Linked DNA regions of Homo sapiens: region 1 is linked to region 2. Evidence: chromatin loops called from intact Hi-C (ENCODE). Cell type or tissue: PC-3. All regions are shown on one strand.

Region 1 (8,000 bases), 120 kb before region 2:
CACGTAGGGAGCAGATGAGGATCATCAGGGCACACCCAAAAAGGGTTCTGCTGTATTTTCAAGGAACTTAACTCCATATTAACCAGGACCTATTTGCAAACAATATCACTAGCTTACTTAATTGAAATAAAATGCTGAATATAATTTTAGTTGGAAACATCCATGTCACTGAAAGAAATGGGAGTAAAATGGTCTTATTTTGGAGATGTTTTCTTTCTTAGGACATCTGTCATTTCATGAACGGTTCATCTTCAGGCTCCTCCTTGCCTTAAGTGAGATTAACAGACACTCTGAATCATGTTTATTTATTTATTTTTTTCTTGTGGGAAGAACAAAATGGGGGCAAGGAACATAATTGGAATTTGTAAAATTTAAATATTTATACCCTGAAGAGAATTAAGCCAATTTGATATGGTAATGTTCTAAATGAAATGCTAATAAGCAAAAGACTATGTAATCTCACCCTGTCCTATGACAATCGTTTGACAAAATTCAAAGTCAGCTCTGTAGTTTAATGCTGATGAAGGACCAAACATTCAAGGGCAATTTTCCTGTGGTGGATGCTTAATATGAGACTGTACAAAAAGGACCCTGGTGAAAGCAAATACTTTATAACGGTTGAATTATGGCTGCATTGACTAATTGCAGTCCTGCTCCCTAAAAACCTGTGCAGGTGTGCAGAACCAAGATGAGGCATTGTTTGTAAGAAGAGAGAAGTCGCTGTGGGGAATCAGGCTGCAGAGGGCTCATTGACTTCAGTGCCAGCCTCAAGATTTGTGAGGTTAGGAGACTAGAGTAAAATATGAGGCTCCCTGACAGCAAAGCTGTTTAAAACTGACCTTGCTCACCTTGGAGGATAACCAAGGAACTGATTGTTCCACTGCACTCTATAACTGCCAACCATGAGGAAAAACAACATCAGGTCGGCTCAGGCAGTCTCCACCAGGGAGAGCTATGTTCAAAGCCTTGCGAGATTCCAGAAAATTTACCCATTCGTCAGATGTTGTTACCCTCTCAGCACTTCCTTCATTGAGTACCACAGTGTTTACATAAACTTGCTGAGGTTTTTTTTTTTTTTTTGGATAAACCTACCATACTGATAGCCATCCATTTTGAGACAAAGCCTTCCCTTTAGCAAACCAGCTTAGAGAGAGGGTGAGTGTAGCCAATCACGGTTCCCTAACTGACAATGTTGTTCTGTCCACAGTGTGGCCTAGACTAAGACAGAACATTAAGAAGAGAGAGATGATTTTTTTTGTCTCTGACAAATGGAGAGATGAAAGAAAAGAAAGTATCCTATTTTCATCCCAAGGATAGTGAGACAAAATCTCTTTTCTGAGAGAGCCCAGAAATGTCATATAAAGTATAAATTTAAGAGCTAGACTGAACCTTGGAGGTATAATGGACCTTGTCTTTTATAATTCTTTCACTATAAATATAAGGAAAGCTGGGGTTCAGAAAGTATTAATTTTGCTATGTTCACACACCTCACTGAAGAAGATTCCAGCCTTAATCAGCTCTCCTAACCTCTAGTCCAGTTCTCTTTGTGCTACATTGCCACATTGCCAATTCAAAATGAAATTATGTGCAAGACATTTATATGAACCTGAGTGAGTCATTTTAATCAAGTCAAGATCCCTTTAGATGAATTTTGTGGGCCATTATTCACTCTACTGATTTTTGGATTAGAAAAATAATAATGATTGAATTGTATTTAAAGCTCTCAGGAATCCAAAACAATGTACTTGAAAGACATATTCCTGCATGGATAATTCATGATCTGACAATAGAGTTAGGACTGGGGTAGAGTGTATCCTTGGCCTGTGGACCCACATCTTTCTGTAGGAGAGCTCTCAAAACTAGTACTGAGGAAAGATGTCTCTGAGAAACATTGTCCACTATCGCTACCATATATCCTTAAGGTTTACAAAATCCCCCAAATAATATCACATCATGTCTATTTTTTCTAAAGATTACATCACTTGGCCTCCACAGAATAGACAGAATCATTCACTTAGTACTTTTCCTGTAAGACACACTGACAACTTCATGTTTGGGTTCCCATACCTCATCCTCGGACTGTATAACACTAGCAATTTGGGTATGGAAGAGAAAAGTTATCTTCAAGATAAGAACCTACAGCAGGGATGCTCATATGCACTTTTCCTCACTAAAAGGAGGTGGGCTTACTGTTGAGGAAGCCTCACATAATAGTGATTACAAAAGAGGAGTAAATCCTAATTTTTCCTCTGGAATACTTCTGTAATGACAAAATAAATATCTTTTATTTTTTTAAATTTATGAGAATTATAATATTTTCTGCATTGGAATGGGTATACATATATTCACTGGAATAAATGTGATTCCATTATTGTTCAGAATTCTGTTATTTCTGTATCAAATGGAGCTCATCTAGTCTCATTTTCTGTATGCTCTGAGGACTGAGACTGCATGAGTATTTCTCCAAATGAGAAAGAAAAACAATTATATCATTTCTATTTCATTTCAGCTTACTTAATAAAGGAGAAACAAGAAAATGTAAAATTAATTGCAAGAGGTAGGTTAGTACTGGGAAAGTTAATGAGGAGCTTTTATGGGCTGTAATTTTTATTTATTTATTTATTTATTTATTTATTTGTTCAATTAATTATTTATTATATCTATTGGATATGGCTAGTGTGTAATAGCCATCTGAGTGCGTTTAAAGCTATAATTACCCAAAAAATGAGTCCTGCCCTTACAACTTGTAACCTAATCAGATTCAGGAAAGCAGAACATTCACATATGGAGTGAGTGGAATTTACTTAGCTATCTCATAAAGTGAGATTTCAAGGAAATTTCTTTTCACCTGATAAGAGGGTGATATCTACGTGGTCTTATTAGTCAATAGACAAGTTGATAAATAAGTTACTTGCCACCTACTACTGGAAGACACTGTGGTGAGCAAGGTGAGAGGAGAAAAAAGCATATGATAAGCTGTATTCATCCTCAAGTCAAACTAGCAGTGACCAACCACAGTGTACCAGGCAGACTACATATATCCTCTTTCATAGATTCACATTTATTCAACAACAAAGCATTATTATTCTCATTCCCTAATTTTACAGACCAGAGAGCTGATTTAGTAGCTTGAATGATCTATATCAATGATTTCTCTGTTGGCTGTTGCACTAGCCAGATATAACATGTGGTTGCCATTCTACGTGTTATTTAGAAAATTAACTTGCCTACATAATAGTAAAATAAAAGTGGTGTTTTTATATGTTTTTAAATTAGTTTTTAATTGGGTAAAATTTGCCTAATGTAAACTCACCACTTTAAAGTATTAAATTCAATGGCATTTAGTACATTCACAATGAAGAAAAATTGTATTTTAACTTATCTTTCTTGATGTTTCAGAAAGAAAGCTCATTGATATGAGAGTCTGAAGTTCTCTATTTTAGTTCTCATTTGTCCGAATCATCTCTGTGAACTTGGCTAAGTTGCTGAATTTCTCTAGAACAAAGGTATCTTTCTGTAGAATAAACAATGATTTTCATTGTTTGCATCAAAATCACCTTGAGAAGTTGTAAAAAAAAAAAAAAAAACACATGGCATCGATTCATCCCCAGAGTATAATACAGTAAGTTTGGCATTTGTGATTTTTAACAAGCCACATTTCAGAACTACTAGCCTTCATAATTTCTAAGATTCCCATATAATCTTATATTTGTATGATTCTGAAAACCGTGATTTCATAGTACAAAGCTGGAGTAACCAAGAAAACTCTTTTTAAAAAAGTTGAATTCAGATAGAGGAGCATGAGATTTAACATGTGTGTGAAGCTACATAACATTTGGTGAATATTAACATTATTTGGAAAATTATATAAAAAATGAATGTGTTTTAGTGAAGAGTAAAGTAAGTAGTAGAAGTCAATCCAGGTAGCAAATGGTTGAGGTAAAATTCAAACTCAATTTATGATAATAGGCATTTTCTGCTAAATATACATTGAAGTGTTCCTCCTACCCTGTTTTGTAACCATACAAATCATCCATGTTTTTTCTTTAAGCTACATGTTCATCTCTCATGTAGTCAACATGGTGGCTCCTATGAAGATTATACACTCAATATTTTTCATGGAAAATTTGATCCAAAAGTTGGTTTCATTCCAAGAGTATGTATTTTTAACACGCTTTCCTGGTAATTTTTAGTATCACACAGGATAGTAAACAATGACATAGGCAATAGTTCATTTTATTGTGATGCAGTCATCCAAAAAACAAAGGGCTCATCTGATTTTTATTTATCAAATATTCATAGTAATTCCTTTCTCAGCTATTTTCTGCCTCGATCTTGATTTGCCATCCATAGTTTCAGCTGGAAATAGAAAATGCAGACTGTTGATTTCTAGCAAATGCACCCATTCAAAACACAGTAGCTCTCCTACTTACTCGTTATATTTGTATGCTTCCAAGCTATCCGATGGGTCAGTACTGCTGGTCTCTATTAAGTAACTGCACATTTGTGCAAGTCGATTCTGAATGGTTTTCTTTTAATACTGGATGCACCCATATAGAAGAGATTTATCAGAAAATAAGAATTATGAAGGCAGAGGTGGACATTATGAGAAATGAATTTGGGTAAGATAACTTTATTTTCCTCAGATATAGTCTTACTGGACAACAACACTTTTGGTAATTTACTTCCTACTAAAGCTCACTTTGGGCCTAATGAGAGTGATTTTTTTGTGCTCCTTCAGTGGGTTTCTTGGTCTGTTTCATAATAGATGCCACAACATTTGCATTTCCCAATAGTCCACTTTCCTTTTCAAGTATCACCCAGTGAAGACTGATGTTCTCAGACTCTTTCAAATACAATGCAACCTTTCTCAAAATGCTGCATAATGAACCTAAATATTCACTTCCTGATTATGAGATAATAACCTTTCCTGATTTTATTAGAATTTGTCATTGTATGCTATTTCAATAACAGAGTTTTGTTTTATGATGTCTTGCAAAAGAATAACACCCTCTCTTCCAATATACACACACATACAAAGCCCTACATTCTTAAAAGTCTTCTTATTCCTTTATGAGTTTATGGTTGCTTTTAATATTTTTTAGGACTAATGAGAGGGATGGAGGGGTGAGAGTTTGTACTGAAAGGCTGGAGATTCTATGATGCTTTGACTGTGGCTCAGCTTAAGATCTCCACCTAGCCTGCCCCACAGGATTTTCCATTTCTGTTTGATCATCCAGTTCAGCCCACATGCTTTCACCCATCCTTAAGCCATGAAGAGCAGTCTCGACAAATCCCAAATTCCCACAGGAGTCATCAAGTGTCCACTCACTTTGTCCCATCAGATTTGTCTGATGGATAGCTTCCCATTCTACCAAAATCATGGGGGAGAGGGTGGGAGACAGAGAAGACTGCTTTTTGCTATGTTAATTATCTTCTTACTTTTCCAACCTCCATCCCAAGATGTGCATTTAGCAAATAATAGCCACTCCCTTATTCAAACTGGAATGGAGAAAAAAGTACACAAAATGAGAAACAGCTATAATTAAAGCAAGTCCTCCTGGAGAGCTTAAAATTTTCCAGCAGTAAAATGATCTCTAAAATTCAGATTCTCCAGGGGGAAGCAGACAGGTGGTAGCCCTATATTAACAGTAAATGTGATTAACTTATTGTTTGTTTATTTGATAACAGCTAGCAATTACACAAAATATGGCAATAGTAGCCAGAGATCAGAAACTCAAAGTCCATAACCAGTTACATAGCCAATGTTTATAATGTAAGCAAGGAAACCTTTTCATGTGCAATAAGTCAAAGATGAGCTAAAGACCAACATGGATACCACAACAATAAGCAAACCTACTCCCTAGGCAAACTCAACCTTTTCACTTGCCAATGTTTCTGAGAAACACAGAAGGTCTCAATTTCACAAATAAGCATCTAGGAAATGAAACTGCTTACTAAGCCAGGTTGTTAGGTAAGATTTTCTTATACTTGATGAACAGAACTTGTTTAAAATGCCTCTAATCTGATCATGAGTCTGATGCATAAGCACTATTTCACAAGTGCATCTATTCTTTGAGGAAGGGTGAGGGGAGGACACCCTGAACAGAGGCATATGTAAAGACTTGCAGGCTGAAAAACACCTGGTAGTTTTGAGAATCCAGAAGGCCAATATGGTTGGAGTAAAGTAAGTGGATGAAAGGTGGCCAGAAATAATTTTGGAAGGATACGCCAAATCTATATCCCTGTCCACCATTAGAAAAATGTGAGAGACTAAGTCTAGTGGGAAGTCACTGAGGGTTGATACTCTCTGGCTTCCATGTGTAGGGTGGACTGGAGGTATTAGAAGACAAGTGGGCACCCTATACCTACATGTTCATGTGTCACAAGGTTAACACTCACCACATGGATACAGAATATCTAGCTATCCTACCTTGTTGTCCAGACAGTGTAAACCACTCTCTGTTATGTTACCTCTTTATGCTTTTTATTAAAGCATCTTTCACTTGACAGTGTATATTTTGTATACTTCTGCTACAAACTGAAATGAAATGAGTGGAGGTAACTATTACTGTGTTTGACACAAAATGATTGCAAATATTGGTTCCTTCTTTCTCCTGAGCTACACATAGTCACTCTTCATTTTCTCTCCCCTACAGAGAAGACTCTTGAGGATAATTTTAACCAGAAACTGCCAGTAATACCACAATCAAGGTAGCGTGCAGAGCAAGGTTGATAGAGAAAAAGAGGATGTTGGCAAATTTTGGCAAAGTAGGGTGCCAGTCACAGATATTGAAAGCCAAGTAAAGAACCAGGGCTTTAGAAAGTCAGGGAAATGAGAACTTGTAGAAGCGTACAGACAGAATTAAGAAAAGAATAGTCCTTTTTGGCCGGGCTCGGTGGCTCATGCCTGTAATCCCAGGACTTTGGGAGGCCGAGGCGGGCGGATCACGAGGTCAGGAGATCGAGACCATCCTGACTAACACGGTGAAACCCCGTCTCTACCAAAAAAATAGAAAAAATTAGTCGGGCGTGGTGGCGGGCGCCTGTAGTCCCAGCTACTCTGGAGGCTGAGGCAGGAGTATGGCGTGAACCCGGGAGGCGGAGCTTGCAGTGAGCCGAGATCGCGCCACTGCACTCCAGCCTGGGCGACAGAGCGAGACTCCGTCTCAAAAAAAAAAAAAAGTCCTTTTTGCATACCTTAGGCAGATTGGTTTTACTTGGTGAGGGAGCAGACCAGCTATGTCTAAGTGGTAAGAAAAGGGGTGAAAAGCCCTGGCTTATTCTCCACTGAGATAACCCCATGTCATAGCATAGAGCCAGGCTCACAGGAGAATATCAAAAATGCTATTGAATGATTCTAAATAACACATGCTTCTGGGAGAGACAAGCTGGTCAACTGAGGTGCAATCAAGACCCCCTTGAGGAGAGGATAACAGTGCCCAGGGAAAATGCCTCTATGTGGCCTTGTGCTATACAGAGAATTGAAGTGTGGCCGGATGCCCGAAGGTAACTCTCATACAAATAACATAAACATAGTCAAAGAAGAGTGGCCATGCCTTGATCATTAGAATGCAGAAAGGAAGGAAAACAAAAGAAGAAAAAGGCATAATTATGTCTTACAAGCAAGACTGTCCCATAATGAATTTGTGATAGAAAAGTATGAAGACGAGAGAGGCCTTTTTCTGAATAGCACCAATAATATGATTCGGAACTAATGTGGTTTAAACTCTCGGAGACTTTTCCTCTATTTCAGGCTCCCTTCCAGCCTTGCCATGACATTATCCTCTGAAGTTTCAACTATTGTTCTGAACCTGGTTTTCACTCACTCTTTTCTGCAAAAATCATAGTCAAGCCATTTGAGCTCAGAGCCAAATGGCTCATTGAACCATTTAATGACTGGTTCATTTGTTACTTCTAACTCCTAATAGGGGTGGAAGCCCATCCAGTGGTCATTTATAAGAACAAAAAAAAAGAAAAAAAGTTGTAGTTCCAATGCC
Region 2 (8,000 bases):
CTTTTAAGTGATGTAGAATAGAGAATTTTAGAGCTGGGAGGAATCTCGGGAAGCATACAGCCCAACTCTTTCACTTAACAAAGAGAAAACCAAGGCCCAAACGGGCGAAAGATCCAAGGTCACCGGCTGGTTAGCCCAAGGGCAAGAAATGGAGCCAAAACCATCTCACCCCCAATCCAGGCCTCTTTTAAAGAAATTGAACAGGACAAAGAAGAATAAATTTTCTTTTACCAATGATTCAGACATTTAAAAAAATCAGAATTAGAAACAACTGGTCTATCTGGTTATAGCTGACACTGATGGAACATGCTAGTATAAGTTTAGAAGATAATTTGGCACCACAATGAGTAAGCAGTTACCACTTTGATGGTCTCATTTAACACACTTTACATTCATGCATTTGAATTCAAAGCCACCTGGAAGAGGTGGACCTGTTCCTCCCAAATTTTAGGTTCTTGTTCCTTATACCACATGACCTCAAGCCTTCTGTTAGTTATCTTGCTTTCCTTTCTGCTATTGATAGTCAACATGTCTATCTGATTTAAATGAAATATTTAAGCAACTAAAACATTCTACTTTTATGAGGCATAGATTTGGAACAATAAAAATTGAGAAATCACCCTTCTCTTTAGATTCTTAGGTAAGTATAAATAGGGCAAGGTAACTCAAAATGGAATCTTGTGGGTGTTGGGTAAAGAAAAGGTAAGGAACTTCATCTTTTCCCTGCAAATCAGAGAATGAACCAAATGTGTAACTCTCAACAATCTACTTATTTGGAGAAATGTATGGATTATTAAGTGCACTTATTATGACTCTTGCTTTGGGATTATCATAAAACAAACGCTTTTCTCATGACTCTACTCCACTTTACAATACTTGTAATATAGCAAATAGTCATCTATTAATCATAATTTTCAGTTAAAGGAATATCACAGCAGCTGTTACAAGCTCAAAGATACTAATATCTTCCTAAAAATATGTTGTTGTTTCAAGGACTGGAAAAGTGTATAGTACTATGCTGAGTAACTCTGTGGGGAATGTCTCTGAGAATATTACAGCTTTGATATGGCTTTTCTGTTATATAATACGTAACCTTGTGTCCCAGTAAACCACTTGGCTGATGGAGTTATTCTCATCTGCACATTTTGATCCTGAGTGCTGTCTCTAGGAAGAAAATAAGTAGAGAACAACTTTCTAGTGTCCAAGCACTTAGAGTTGAACTGGAAATACAGACCATACACAAGAGATAGCCGAAGAGTTAATACATCTTGCTCTGCATTGGCTCTGGCCTCTACTTACAGTTGTGCTGCTTAGAACTAGATCAATTGAGTTTTGTTTATACTGGAAGGGAAAAATTCACCATCATATGTTACATCGAATCCTAATAGAAACACCTGGAGCACAAAAGCAAAAGGAGATTTGCTATTCACTGACTCTCACCCGAAACATTCATCTCAATTCGAACTTAGGTTAACATATAGGCACTGGTTGTGTCCTCTGGGACAATTCACACATCCTCTAAAATTTAGAATTTTGAAATGAATGTTTAGGTGAAGGCAGAGTATCCAGGCAGCCTACATTTTAAAGGCTCAAAATGAAAAAAGGCACAGAAAAATAAATCAGCGGGACAACTTAGTGGTAAATACCTCATTTTCTTGTTGTGTTTACCCTTCTGATCCAAAAGAACAGTAATGTATATCCTCTTATTGCATTCTTAATAAGGTTATTTACACGCATATCCAATGAGTTTATGCTGCATGCAATAAATTCTCGGCTCTGAAATGTGGGTGAGATTGTAGACATCATTATTGGAGGAATTAACCTTGTAAATAAGGAGCACTCTTATTGAAGCTCTGGATTTTGATTATTCAAGAGTGACACGGGAATATAGGCAGTTTTCTGCAGAATTATAATGATCAGCCTCACATAATACCACTCACTATGAATAAGTAATACCATCTGGGCAACTAGTGAAGAATTCTGACTTCATTTTTTAAATGTCTAGGTACTACTTTGCAATTTTCCATGCCAACAGAGGAAAGAAATACTGTGAATATCTCTGATACATGGAATTAAGGTCTTGTTCATCTGTAGTGATCTGTATCATCAACTGGTTGGGCTTGACAAAGTTAGGAAGAGGAAATCTAAGTAGAGTAGAACCTTCTCAATTCACACCGCCTGTTACTCACATCCTCCAATATGCCCCAGAGATTCCTTTATGGCCCACCTACCACTCAACCATACCTATGTGACTTCAACTTCCACAGTTAAGACACATCAGGATAAACTAGAAGTTTATTAATTTCCTGATTTGTGAAGAAGTTATAGGAATCTAAGGGTATGATTAAGCTATTGAATTAAAGCCCAAAAATGGGTTACTGAGATCAAAAGGAAAAATTAATATTTTCTCACTTAGGTAAAAGCCTCAGATAATGTTATGTGAATTTAACTCCAGCCAGTTTTCTAACAAAGAAAAGCCTCTGAGGATTAACATGGGACTGAAGATTCTTCCACTGATTCTTTCTCCACCAATTCATGATAGTTACATATATGTTGAAGAGGTACAAGAAGAGGATATGTCAGAGAGTCTATAATTCGGATGAATATTAAATTTTTTCCTAGTAACTTGGAAACAAAAGCTCATCTATCTGTTGTCTTTTGAGCCCATGTATAAAACCTAACCACCATGCCTAAGAATCAGGGAGTAGATGGATGGAGAATTTTTTTTTCTCTCTCTCTCATATGAATACATACAGAATATATCGCATCCACAATAGTAAATATAAATCCCATTGCACATTATGGTATAGGCAGGGTTACAGAATGAACGTATTTGTGAAAATTGTAAAGCTGCTATTTGTGCACTTTAATATCTGTAAATTATATCTCACAAAATAGAACTGTAAATAATAATAATAAAGTAGGGGTGGGAAGTGGGCAGAAGCAAATATAAAACAAGAATGGCTGAATATTGATACATTTTGAAGCAGGATGATGGGTGCATAGGGGTACATTATGCTATTTTGTTTACTTTGAATAGGTTTGAGATTTCCCATAAGAAAAGGTTTTAAAAACACTAATAGTTTTAGTTTCATTATCCCACAGTCACAGCTTTTATCGATATAAGGACCATGATTAAAATCCACTAATATCTTTGACATTTAACAATGCAGACTGAAGACATCACCTTCACACAGCCCTACCTGAAGGAAACAGCTTGACATTTTCTAACCTCTGGGTTTTTGCTTGAATAAAGATGGGACATTTAAAAAGCATTCTCATTGTCATCAAATATTGTTCTATTGCCTTGGAAAGTCAGGGATACCCAAGCAACTCTACACAGTTAGGATTTTTAGGCCTGCAATGTTGTCGCCATTTCTTTCCACTACCTTAAATAGACTGAGCTACTTGGACTTACCAATGTCCTCTCACTACCGACTTAGCCTTTATTAATTCTACTACTGTATTTCTGAGATCCTCAGATTAAAAATACTCTGTACTATTACACAGCATCCTACTTAAATTACTGATATATCAATACTGAAGTCTTTATAAAAAAGTTTAGTTGATGTTCAAGCTTTGGTACAATTAAAAGTGAAGGTAAAACTGCTTTACAAGCACAGATATCTTGAAATTATTATGTAAGAAATGGTTAGTGCCCAATAAATGTTTAGTGAATGAGTGAATGGTAGAAGAGAGATATTTAAGTGATTTAAAATTTTTTCTAATTGACTTTGAAGACAGAAGTAAAAAAAGAGCAGTAAAATACTTAAACTAAAAAAGAGCATTTCAAAGATTTCATATTTAGTGTCACTGGGAAGCATTTATGGACTTCTTGTGGGCTAAGAAATGCCTCATTTTACTGAGGCATTTTTAAAAATACATATAGCATTTTTTAATTATAGAAAGGACTATTGGTCTAATAACTGCTAAGAGAAGCAGTCAAATCTCTAGGGGAAAAAAATGCCTTTACTTACAACGCATTTATTATGAGGATAGCCTTAGTTTGCTAAGTTTAACTTTGGTGAAAACTGGTTTTAAAAGATCTAACCATTGAAACCTAAAATGAGACAAAAAGCTTTGTGGAGTCTAAATTAGCTGAATAGTTACTTTTTCTCTCTTCTTTGCTACAGTTTTTGTGCCAAATACTAAGTAGCAACAGCTTAAGAATTTAAATAATCCTAACCACTCTTCAACAAAGGGGCTATACTAAATCTGCACTAAGCATTCTACACAATGGTTTTCTTTTTGTAACAAAGAGTAGCAAGTCAATCATTATCAACATCAAAAGCCAAAACTAGTAAATTAAAATTTAGACAAAATCAGCTGGTTTTGCTCCTGCCATATTGCAGTGCCTAAGTGCCCAATCCTTCATTTCAAAGAACATTAGACAGTGAATGCTCTTCTTTCTAGAAGCAAGCCAAAAGAAGTATATGCAAACTTCTAAGGTATCGTGTGAAGACAAAGCACCAATCCAATGGACTGAGTGCCCATAATCTGTGAGAAATTCAGAGGAGATGAGAACAAAAGCTTCACATTGTATGCACTTCATACACAGCCTTTGAAACACTAAGCTTTGCAGCAGCAAAAGCACAAAATTGTGCAGTCCTGTCAAATGTTACATTGCCAGAGGACGAAAATATCAGTAAGGACTGCATCTAGAAATTGCATTTTAGCAGTCTTTTGAGATGCACACAATGCACATAAACACACACATACATATATATGTGTGTCTATATGAGAGAGAAAGAGATCTCTCTGCATAGCTCATTATAGAGCAGGAATATTGTAGCTGACATGTCATTCATATGACTAACGATATAATCCTAATTTTCTCTCACTGGCAAGTTTTTGATGCTTTTTTCCTTCAGGGCTACACCTTGTTTTCTTCTTAGAGTCAGCTTAACAATGAGTTGTGATGGAAATTTTGTCCTAAAAATGTTTAGTCATGGGTGCAATGGGTTAGAAAATGCTAAGAAAGCAGAGGAAATGACTCATATTGGTTTGAAATTCATGTGGAATGAAAATATTCCACACCTGTGGTCAGCTCCTGGTCTGGGTTAGTAGCCTCATGCTGAATATCATAGGCCAAAGGGAGACTAGTTTGAAGAGTGGTGAGAGGTCCATTGCTACGGGCAGTAATGGAAAGTCAGCAGGATGACCATTCTTCCTCTTTGTATTTTTTTTATTAGTGTATGGGTTGCTGCATCAGGTGTGGAAATAGGAAGAAGTGTGGGACAATATCTCTACCCTTGAGCATCACACTATCCCAATGAGGGAAACAAGACACATAAATTAAATAAATAATAAATGATAAAGTACAGTATATTTCAAGGACCAAGTAAATAGTGCAGTCAGTAAGTGTGGAAAGAGTAAAGAAAAGGGAGAGATATAGTCAGGGGAAACTTCTGAAAGAGACAACCATGGTGCTAGCCCTTCTGAGCATGGAGAAGGCAGAGGGTGGGTATTCGGCAAAGGGACCCCCGGCTTATCCCCATAGAGAAGCCTGGGACCCTCCAGCCAGGGAAAAACACAGCTCAGACTTTCCAATGTGCGTAGCAGGAGGTCAACTCTTGTTTTTATTCCAGTACCTCTAAGCCTACGACTCATCCTTTAGTTAGCGACAGGAAATGTGAGAGACTGTGTTCAACATAAAATTTCCTACATAAAACCCTGCTGAGAAAAGTGCACATCAAGGAAAATCATTCAAGACATTTACTCCTCAAGGATTTCTAAGCTCTATGCTTGCATCAGGTTAGAGCTTCATAAAGCTACACATCATGACTACCTTAGCTTGGACTAAAAGGACTAAAAACTTTCTTTACTGAGTTATGCTTTAAAATTAAACTCTCTGGCCAGGCGTGGTGGCTCACTCCTGTAATCCCAGCATTTTGGAAGGCTGAGGTGGGTGAATCACTTGAGCCCAGGAGTTCAAGACCAGTCTGTCCAACATGGCAAAACCCCATCTCTACTAAAAATACAAAAATTAGCAGGGCATGGTGGTGCACACCTGTAATCCCAGCTACTCAGGATACTGAGGCACGAGAATTGCTTGAACCTGGGATGTAAAGGTTGCAGTGAACCGAGATCACACCACTGCATTCCAGCCTGGGCGACAGACAGAGACTCTATCACAAAATAAATAAATAAACAAACAAACAAACAAACTCTCTGACTTGGAAAAATCTATCAAAAATAATAATCCCATAGTCTTTGATCCAGTAATTCTAATTCAAAAAATGGTTCCTAAAAACAATTTCCCTCGAGTATATTAATGTGTATACATGATCGTTTCGGTATTTTTTATTTTTTTCTTTGTAGTTGAGAAAGACTGGGCAAATAGATACACCTTAATGCAGTTAACCCATCCTCTGAAAATATGTATTTACCATGCAGACATTTAAAAAAGAATAATTTATCTGTCCATATACTGACCGAGAACTAGCAAACTAGGAGCCGATATCTACATGATGAGAAGGAATCATACATACGATGATCTTGGATTAGAACATAAAAGCCTTAGGTGACAACAAAAGCAAAACTCTGTAGACAAGATGTCCTGAAGGATCATAATGAAGGCCACCCATGACTGAAGTGAGGTGGATAAGGAATGAGAGGCGATGAAGACTGATATCTGGGCATGGAGAAGATTACATATAGCCCTGAAGATTGTGGCAAAGAATGACATTGTAACCTAAAAATAATGGAGCCAGCACAGTATTTTAAGCAGATACATGGTTTATCTTTTAAAATAGTCACTCTACCCTCTGTATGAACATGAAGTATACAGGTGTAACAGCAGGGTGGGGATACAAGATAGGTGGCCATTGCAGCAGTCCACGCAAGAAACAGTGTGATCACAGGGCAAATGTGGTGGAGTAAATGGTGTGGGGAAAGATTCTGGAGATAAAATGCTTGCTTCCTCTTCCTTTTCATAGTTCTTGTTTTGCTTCATTACTAATGTACTAGCGTTGTTATACATGTGAATTTTATTGTTCCATCTTGTATCCTTTTGGAAAACAAGTGGGGCATGAATATAAAGTTATAAATAAAAGTGTGTGCGTGCATATGTGTGTGTGTGTGTGTGTGTGTGCGTGCGCACGCATAAAAGCACAAGCTAAGTAGCAGCAGTATAAATATGCATGTGGGAAGAGCATGAGCCAAGAATCCAATAGACATGCCTTCAAACTTGTGTTTTTAAAGATTTTATTTTCTTTACATTTAAAAGGCATGATCTTTACTAAATATGCTCATGGTGGTGTGAAGATTAAGAGTTAATATTAAAAATGCACAGCACAGGCCACATTGAAGATGGTCAGTAATTGCTTGGGATTAAAAATGGGAAGAACCCTGGATATTATGCCACAGAAAAGATCTAGGGATTTTTGCACAGAGGGCTACAGTGCAAAACAGTGTTTTAGGAAGATGTCTCTGGAGGTAGTATATAAAGGGGAAAGGCCAGTTAGGAGATTATTGCATTCTTCACAACATCTATATTAGAAAGAGAAGGAAGAGATCTCATTATCACCCTTGACAGACAAAGAAGAGAATGACTCACCTTAGGTCAAACAACAAATCAGGGGTAGAAATGAGACTGGGCTGGAACTCACACTTCCTGATCTAAGTACGCTAATTCCCTAGACCTCTGCTGCCTACATTATTCAAATATGGTATGTGAATTTGGCTATTCATATGACCTTCTTCAAATATTAAAGCTAGCTGCAACCCACTAGATAAATAATATACCAAAGGTCAAGAGTATATAGGAAATAGTGGTTTTCCCTAAGTTCAAAAAAAATCCCCTTCCTTGAGAATTGTCTCTATTAATTTTCAATTTTTTCTAAAATCAAAGCTTTTATTTAAATGGCATCAAACCTCCTCTTTGCTACTGCTGAATCTATATGTATATATGAGTGTATATTATGTGGGTGTGCATTCACACACACATTTATCTTAAGTGTTAAAGTGATCTGTCTCCATTAACTCAACTGTGCAGAAAA

Evidence for each region. Peaks named below come from ENCODE experiments on the same cell type or tissue, not always from the same donor. Only the 100,000 strongest peaks of a DNase experiment are listed, where the experiment ranks them.
Region 1: a loop joins it to region 2, with 5 times the contacts of the local background. A loop is called at or near these places in 2 of 110 quality-filtered maps.

What each region holds. Positions count from the first base shown.
Region 1 is chr3:102,522,604-102,530,603 of GRCh38, reverse strand. No RefSeq gene overlaps it. Among named protein-coding and RNA genes, the nearest start is that of ZPLD1, 92 kb to the right of the region's middle. In PC-3, a CTCF peak has its summit at 936 (motif pointing right); a DNase peak (open chromatin) is centred at 963; H3K4me3 peaks cover 186 bases; H3K27ac peaks cover 2,072 bases.
Region 2 is chr3:102,397,972-102,405,971 of GRCh38, reverse strand. It overlaps a transcript of ZPLD1 not described here. Among named protein-coding and RNA genes, the nearest start is that of ZPLD1, 33 kb to the left of the region's middle. In PC-3, no CTCF peak of the experiment used is centred here; DNase peaks (open chromatin) are centred at 4,991 and 5,621; H3K4me3 peaks cover 424 bases; H3K27ac peaks cover 2,359 bases.